2 separate regions of the Homo sapiens genome follow, and region 1 is linked to region 2. Evidence: chromatin contacts called from ENCODE Hi-C or POLR2A ChIA-PET data. All regions are on one chromosome and are shown on one strand. Each heading gives the region's core, a stretch centred on a gene start or an enhancer-like site at or near the end of the contact. The rest is flanking DNA. Distances are from core to core; before and after follow the strand shown.

Evidence for each region. Hi-C counts contacts between places; a loop is a spot of excess contacts on that map. ChIA-PET counts read pairs that join two places held with the same protein, here RNA polymerase II (POLR2A). Pooled maps may share reads with other maps.
Region 1: a loop to region 2 is called in a pooled map, with 13 times the contacts of the local background. The contact joins the promoter of ERLN here to the promoter of MRPL58 in region 2. A Hi-C loop is called at or near these places in 2 of 50 pooled maps. POLR2A ChIA-PET finds 5 or more read pairs at or near these places in 2 of 52 experiments (CD8-positive, alpha-beta memory T cell and OCI-LY7).

What each region holds. Positions count from the first base shown.
Region 1 is chr17:75,643,883-75,647,962 of GRCh38, reverse strand. It overlaps ERLN (endoregulin), which reads right to left and starts at 1,712. Exons shown (of 2, transcript NM_001162997.2): 1 at 1,177-1,712; 2 at 1-592. The coding sequence starts at 586. The coding sequence ends at 398. All of the region lies in intron 8 of RECQL5 (RecQ like helicase 5), which reads left to right. RefSeq lists enhancers at 1,394-1,473, 1,641-1,785 and a cis regulatory region at 1,707-1,720.
Region 2 is chr17:75,011,137-75,014,779 of GRCh38, reverse strand. It overlaps MRPL58 (mitochondrial ribosomal protein L58), which reads right to left and starts at 2,110. Exons shown (of 6, transcript NM_001545.3): 1 at 1,908-2,110. The coding sequence starts at 2,093. RefSeq lists enhancers at 1,100-1,782, 1,803-1,882, 1,933-2,242, 1,783-2,466, 2,333-2,482 and a silencer at 2,135-2,317.

The DNA of each region.
Region 1 (4,080 bases), core at 463-2,962, 630 kb before region 2:
AGGAATTTTTATTTCATTTGGTTGTGTCTTTCTCTGTCAAGGATTTGTGAAATTGCTGGCTGGGCCTGTGAGCCTGTTAGAGAACCTTGTTAGCCATAGCTCCTTCCACCTGAGGCAGTGGAGCCATCCTCTCCATGTGCTTTTAGGGTTCTGGTCGGGGAACCCTAAAAACAATAGGGTCAAGGAGCCAGAATTGGTCTCAGACCAGCCTCCCCATCTTACTAGTCTGACCAACCCTAAGCCAGATACAGTATTTTACTAGACTTTTTCCTGATGGGAAAGGAAGACACCAGGGCTTGGCCCCTGAGCCAGAGGGAACCGCGAAGGGGCCCACCACTGGAATGGGGGCAGGTCAGCTCGCCTCCCCTGCTGCCATCTCAGTCCCCAGCAAGTCAGGTCACTCCTCTTCACCCGCTTCACACTGAGTGTTTTCTGTGGAAGTGAGTAAACCAAACACGATGGCAAATAAGATGAGAAGCAGGACAGCGGTGATGAATAAGATAATCACTGCCAGGCCCCCCTGGTCCCAGGGGTTCTGCCAGAACGCATCATTCCAGATTGTCTCTTTGAATACCAGTTGGTCCATGAGAATCTGGAAAAGAGGGACAGAGGACCTGAGTGCAGGCAGCCCTCCCAGGCCCTGTCCCAGGTGCTATGCTCTGCCCGCCGACTCCAGCCTCTGTAGCAGCCTCTGTGAGCAGCCGGCCCGCCTGGCAGCCAGGGGACATGAAAGGGCTAGAGTCTTTGTGCTGGATGCCTGCAGCCAGCAGCAAATGGCATTTCCCCCGCTCTAGATACAGGAGCCAGGACTGGCGCAAGAAGTGGGGCCCTGGATTCTTCCTAGGGGATGCCCCTGGATTCTCCAGTCCTTCTTTCCTGAGTAGCAAGTGTGAGCAAGGACTCTCTCTCATCCCTGAGACCTACTTGGCTAGAATCTAAAAAGCATCATGATAGAGTCTCCCTGTTTTTCCTGCCCCAACTGCCAAACATTTGGGAGGCATTTGAGAGAGCGTATAGGAGCCGAGGAGGGGCCAACTCCAGCTGAGGCCTCGGTAGCCTCCTTGGAGCAGCTGAGAATAGAACTTAGGAGTCCTCTAGAAGCGGAGCTCCTTATCGCAGACTGCAAGCCCATAGCCAGGTGAGGGCAGCCCAGGTGGAGAAGGAGGGAGCCATTACCTGATTCTGCTGGTAGCTGTTCTGGGTCCTACAAGGGCAATTCAGGGTGGTCCTTCAGGCTCACACTTTGTGGAGGGCTGAGCTGAAGAGGCCGCCAGGTGACCAGAGCTGCACCCTGACTCAAAGAAGCAACTGTTGAGAGGAAAAGGCATGAGCGTGGCCAAGCGGCCCTGACCAGACCTTAGTTGCTGTCACCAAACAAACAAAGGTGGGCTAGGGCTGGTTGCCTGGCAACCACGGCTCCCTTTCTGCCTTTCACGTTCCCCCTTCAGCTCCTTTCTGCCCTTGTGTGATGTCATTTTGGGGGTGCTCAGGGCACGTGTTCATGAGTCCCTCCTGAGAGAAGTCAGACTTGGGGTGGACGGGGAAGAGACTGGACCGAGGGCCTTTGCCCCAGGCCATCAGGCCGCCTCACCTGTGGCTGGGCTGGGCTGTCCTCTGTCTGGGTGACGTGTGGACTGCGGACCTGCCCCGAGCTCAGGAAGCCCTGGGGCTGGGACTGGCGTAGGGCTCACTTCCTGTGTTGTGGGGTGAATGATTAACTGCAGCCCTGGCTGGCGCCTGGTGCCTCCTGGAACTGTTTCTGGGGGAAGTGTTGCTCCCCCCCTGAGGCTTCCCATTGGTGCCTTTGTCTGCTCCCTGGGCACGGCCTCAGCAACATTGTGTGGTTGGTTTCTGCCCACTGGCACAATAGGGAAGCTGGGAAGAGGGGATCAAGCCTGTGCCCTGGTGCTTGAAACCTAGTGGCCACCATATACTCCTTTAAAAGCTAGGATGTGAGGGCCCGCTATGGCCAGGAACCATGCCAGGCACTGTGTGTCCAGTTGTGAGATCAGAGAGGCGGGCCCTGCCCTCCAAGGGCTTCCCTTCTAGCCCTCGGGTGCTTATCCCAGCTGGTAAAGATCTAGGAGCTTTGAGAAATGCCCAGGCCCCACCTGGTACCACTTATATCAGTCTCTGGGGTTGCCAGGATGTCGTATTGTTTACACATCCCCAGGTGATTCTCCCCAGGTGTGGCCAGGGTTGGATGACAGATGGAGGCAGATTTAGAACAGTCGTTCTTAACTATCATGGGCGTCACTGACCCGGGTTACCTGATGTTTTCTGTTTCCTTGTGTGAAACTTACTGACTAAGGCCCTTGGCATGCTGAACGCTCACAGCAGTGGGCCAGTCTCTAGCTCACCCTTTGCGTGCAGCTCCGTCAGTTAAGTCAGATGCTTATCAAGAGTCAAGTGTTGGTTCCCAAACCTGTTCATGGCAGTTGTACTTGTAATTACATAATTGAATTTAACATCCCGGGAACCAATGAAGCAACAATAATAGCTGAAACCCCAATTTTACATGTGGGGAACGGGCACAGAGAGGTTAAATAACTTAGCCGAGGTCATCAGCTAGTAAGTAACTGAGTTGGAGTTTGAATCCAGCAGCACACAGTCTGAGCGCTGAAGCACCTGTGCTGCACCTCAGAGCGAGTGGAGAAAGAAATTCTTTCTAGAAATACCTATTGACTACTTTGGGATGACTTTGGAATCACTCAGATAATGTTCCTGTTGAAAAAGATGCAGACATGATAACTAAACATCAGGGACATTTTGTAAAAACCCAGAAGGTTTTCACACCCAGCTTCCTTTGCCTTTAAGTTCCAATGACTTTAAGTTTTTGTTCTGCTTTAAAGAAACCAAAACTAGAAAATAACAATCCAGGAGCTGTGGTTGGCAAGCCCACACTCAACCAAAACTAGAAGATAGCAATCCAGGAGCTCTGGTTGGCAAGCCCACACTCAGAGAAAAGGCCAGGAAGGCCGGCCAAGGAAAAGGTGTATGTTTCCATTTAATGTGAGATATGTAAAAAAGTAATAGATGTGTAGAGAACTTAGGTGTTCTTTAACAAAAGTTGCTTTGACCAGCTCTTTCAATTAACTGCCGGCCCCAATTGGATAATTTTTTTTTTTTTTTTTGAGGCAGAGTCTCACTCTGTAGCCCAGGCTGGAGTGCAGTGGTGTGATCTTGGCTCACTGCAACCTCTGTCTCCCGGGTTCAGGCGATTCTCCTGCCTCAGCCTCCTGAGTAGCTGGGATCACAGGCGTGTGCCACCATGCCCGGTTGGGAGGAAACTTTTATATACTCTCTGCCAAGTTTTTCTAATGAGATTCTTGTATCCGTGGCTTTATTGTCATTTTTTATTTTTATTTTATTTTTTTTGAGACAGGGTCTTGCTCTGTCACTCAGGCTGGAGTGCAGTGCCACTGTCATGCCCCAGGCAGTCCTCCTGCCTCAACCTCCACAGGAGTAGCTGGGACCACAGGTGTATGCTACCACACCTGGCTAATTTTTTTTTATATTTGTAGGGACAGGGTCTCCCCATGTTGCCCAGGCTGGTCTCAAACTCCCGAGCTCAAGGATCCTTGGCCTTCCAAAGTGCTGGGATTACATGCATGTGATATACTATGCTGGTCTGTTGTTGTTTTTTGTTTGTTTGCTTGAGACGGAATCTCACTCTGTCGCTCAGGCTGGAGTGCGGTGGCGTGATCTCAGCTCACTGCAACCTCTGCCTCCTGGGTTCAAGCAATTCTCCTGCTTCAGCCTCCCGAGTAGCTGGGACTACAGGCGTGCGCCACCACACCCGGCTAATTTTTTTGTATTTTTAGTAGAGACAGGTTTCACCATGTTGGTCAGGCTGGTCTTGAACTCCTGACTTCAAATGATCTGCCTGCCTCAGCCTCCCAAAGTGCTGGGATTACAGGCAGGAGTCACCACGCCCATCCCTATTGTAGCTTTTAATCAGGCATGATGTACAGACAGTGTGGCACGCAGGTCTTCAGAGTAGAGTGCAGCCCTTTTGAGGAGCCGAGAGCAGCCTGCCCTGTGGCGGAAGCAGAGGGCACAGCTTGGGGTGGGCATGAA
Region 2 (3,643 bases), core at 861-3,360:
CTCAATCCTTTCACTGCTCAAGGCCCCAGACTTGGCTGGGCATGGTGGCTCACGCCTGTAATCCCAGCACTTTGGGAGGCTGAGGCGAGCAGATCATTTGAGGTCAGGAGTTTGAGACTAGCCTGGCCAACATGGTGAAAACCCTGTCTCTACTAAAAATGCAAAAATATGAGTCGGGCATGGTGGTGCATGCCTGTAATCCCAGCTACTCGGGAGGCTGAGGCACAAGAATCACTTGAACCCAGGAGGCGGAGGTTGCAGTGGGCTGAGATCACGCCACTGCACTCCAGCCTGGATGACAGAGTAAGACCCTGTCTCAAAAAAAAAAAAAAAAAAAAGCCTGGCGCGGTGGCTCACGCCCGTGATCAAGACCAACCTGGCTAATACGGTGAAACCCCCTCTCTACTAAAAAAAAAAAAAAAAAAAATTAGCCGGTTGTAGTGGTGGGCGCCTGTAGTCCCAGCTACTCAGGAGACTGAGGCAGGAGAATGGCGTGAACCCGGGAGGCGGAGCTTGCAGTGAACAGAGATTGCATCACTGCACTCCAGCCTGGGCGACAGAGTGAGACTCCGTCTCAAAAAAAAAAAAAAAAAAAAAAAAGGCCCCAGACTTCAATTCCTCTTTTATTCTCACTTCTCACATCCAATCAATTAGCAAATCTTGCAGGCTTTCTTTCCAAAATACGTCTAGGATCTGACCAATTCTCATGACTCCTACTGCTTCCACCCTGCTTATCATCTCTTGCCCTACATTGCAATCTCCTTACTTGTCTCCCTGATCTTGGCATCCTCTATCTGTTCTCTGTAAGGCTCTCTGAGTGATCCTTGTAAAACTAAGATAATTCCATTCTGCTTCAAGCTCTCCAATAGGTCTCCCTTGCGTTCAGAGGAAAGGCTGGAGGCCATTAAGTCCTAGTAACAGGCCTTTCCCCAGCCATCCCTCTCTTTGGCTTTGTCTCCTGACCCCTGCTGAGCCACACCTGGGGATTGCTACTGCCTTCAGGTTATTGCACTTTCTCTTCCCTCTGCCTAGGATGCTCATCCGCCCCCTATTCTCATGACTTGCTGTCTGGCTTCTTCCAGGTCGTTATTCAAATGCCACCTCATTGACAGCGTTCCTAGACAATCCTACTTAAAATTGCAACCCTACTTCCTACCTCTGGCACTACTTCTTCCTTCTTGGCTTTATTTTCTGCAAAGTACTACCTCACACATTCTATATTAGTCATTTACTTACTGCTTGTCTCCCTCCACTAGAACATAAGCTCCACAAGCTTTAGAATTTCAATTTTGTTTGCTACTCCATCCCCTAGCCTAGCACAGCTTTTGTTGAGTGAGTGAGTGAATTAATGAACAAATGAATGGATATTCTTTTCCAGTCCTGTAAGTGGAAGCTCAATGGGTTTGGGTGGGTCTTATCTCTCTTGCTCCGGGGCTTGATTCAATGCCTGCACACAGCTGGCTAAATAAATGCATCCTGAAGGAACGACAGAGAAGCTGTTTTATTCGCGCGTCCTGGGGTTACTAGAGACAATGGACACTGTAACGTCCCAAAGGGTAGCAAACAACTTGGCAGCCTCTTGCCTTTATTGTCCGCCTTGGAGGGCCAGAATGCCCGTATTTCCCCTTGGGACTGGAATTTGGTCTTGAGGGCCAAGGACACGAACGTAGAAAAGCTGGCAGCCTTGAAAGAAGCATACCCAGCCGGCCTTCCGGGCTCCTGCACATCTCGCGCTACAGCGAGCACCCCACTCCCGGCCAGGTTAGCGCAGACAGCCAGCCCCCTCCCGCGGCGACCATCACGTAGCCCCCCGACGTAGCTCCACATCCGGCCAATGGGCCTGGGGTTCCTAACGTCACCCAGCAGCCTGACAAAACGCCCCTTCCGTCCAGTCCTTCCCGGCTCACCGGGACCCTCCAGGCGGTGTCCGAGCCCTGAGATTCGGGGTAGAGCTTGTCCAGGCTGTAGATGCTCTTGAACTCAGTGCCGTCTTTCTGCTTGTGCAGCGCCCGGCGTGGGCACCGTGCGGGCGGTGGGAGCAGCCAGACTCCGGCTCGGCTCAGGCCCCAGCGCAGGCACCTGGTGGCCGCCATGCTCAGGTCTTGCGACTGCTTCCGGCGGGCGCTTCCTCCCCGCGGTCCGCAAACTCGAGCCGCCCTCGAGCTTTGGTTCCGCGCAGTTTCTAGGTCCCGCCGAGGGGAGGCGGCAAACTGGGGTCCCGCCGATGCTTTCTGGCCGGCCGCCTCCGGGAGGCCTGGTTGGCTGGGGAAGACGGTGGCCAGAGAGCGAGCTGCTACCGGAAGAGTGCCCCGATCTTGTGGCCCCCAGAAACACCACTTCTCTCCTTTCAGAGTCCGTGCCCTCCGCCTGGACCGCCCACTGCCCAATTCAAACAGCAGCGAGGCCTGCCCGGCCAGCCTGGGGCATCTCCCGCCCCGCGCTTCCCAGCCCCTTTACTCTGCTCTAATTTATCTTTTTTCTCTTCCTTTACAAAAATCACTCAGTCCTAATTGTCTAATTGCTGTCTCCTAGCCGGAATGTGAGCTCCAGGAGGGCACCGGCTCACTGGTATATCCCCAGCACCCAGAACATGGCACATCGTGGGCACCCCATGAGTACTGATAAAATGAATTCTGTAGGAATGTACTTTTGAAAGTTGGGTTCTGGTAGAGCTGAGTTTTAGGAACGCCAGGCTCTTTTTACAAGGCAGCCTATGAGCAAATTCCCCGCTGAGCACGTGTGTGTACTGGCTTATACCCAGCAGCTCTGCAGGACAAATACCAGATGGGAGGAGAAGGCAGGCCACCGAAAGAAATGTTTGCAAAACCTGGAACATCGTCCCCCGCCCTTCAGCTTTATGGAGCAAGATGATGCTTTCTTCCAGCCAGGAGAGAGGGGGTCCCTCGGGAGGTAGGGAGAGAATTCAGAGAACTGCCAGCTAACTAGAACCCTTTCATAGCGCTGGTAAGGGATGAACTACAGACAAGTTCCAATTCTGAAAAAGGTTCACAGTAGAGCAAGCAGTGTTTGAAAACAGCTAAACCTTAGTTAAGTTACTGTGTTGAGAGGCTATGTGGTAAATGGAAACAAAGCTAAATAAATGTTCATAATTATTAGTAATGCTAGCGATTGTTTCTTAATGAAGAGTTCTATTTTTAGGAACAAGCATAATTATCTAGAAAAATGTGCCCCCGGGGATGCTGGCTGATTGAAACAGGAGATTGTCATCACACCAAGCTTTTACCATCTCCGCATTATGGCTACAGCAAATCTTTAAGAAGGAATAAACCACTTTCTAAGCACTGGCTTTATAAGCTCAGACTAGAAAGGGGTGACAATTGACATATCTCGGGCTCTATCTCGGGTTGGGAGGAGAGTCTCCTGGGTCCCGCGCTGTTTGACTTAGTCCCAAGACCTCAAAGGGAATAGACGCATCTCTATGGCAACTGGAATAAGCTGCTCAGAGGAGCAAAACCAGGCATTCACTCAGGTCGGGGGCTAAGGGGTTATGAGTAATAAAGTCAGAACCTTTCCATGACATCATTGCTCTGAGGCTGGGCTCCAGCTCTGCACCTGACCCAAGGCAATAGGAAAAGGAAGCTGCAGGTTTCCATGGCCCCAAATAAACACAGCCTGCTTGGGC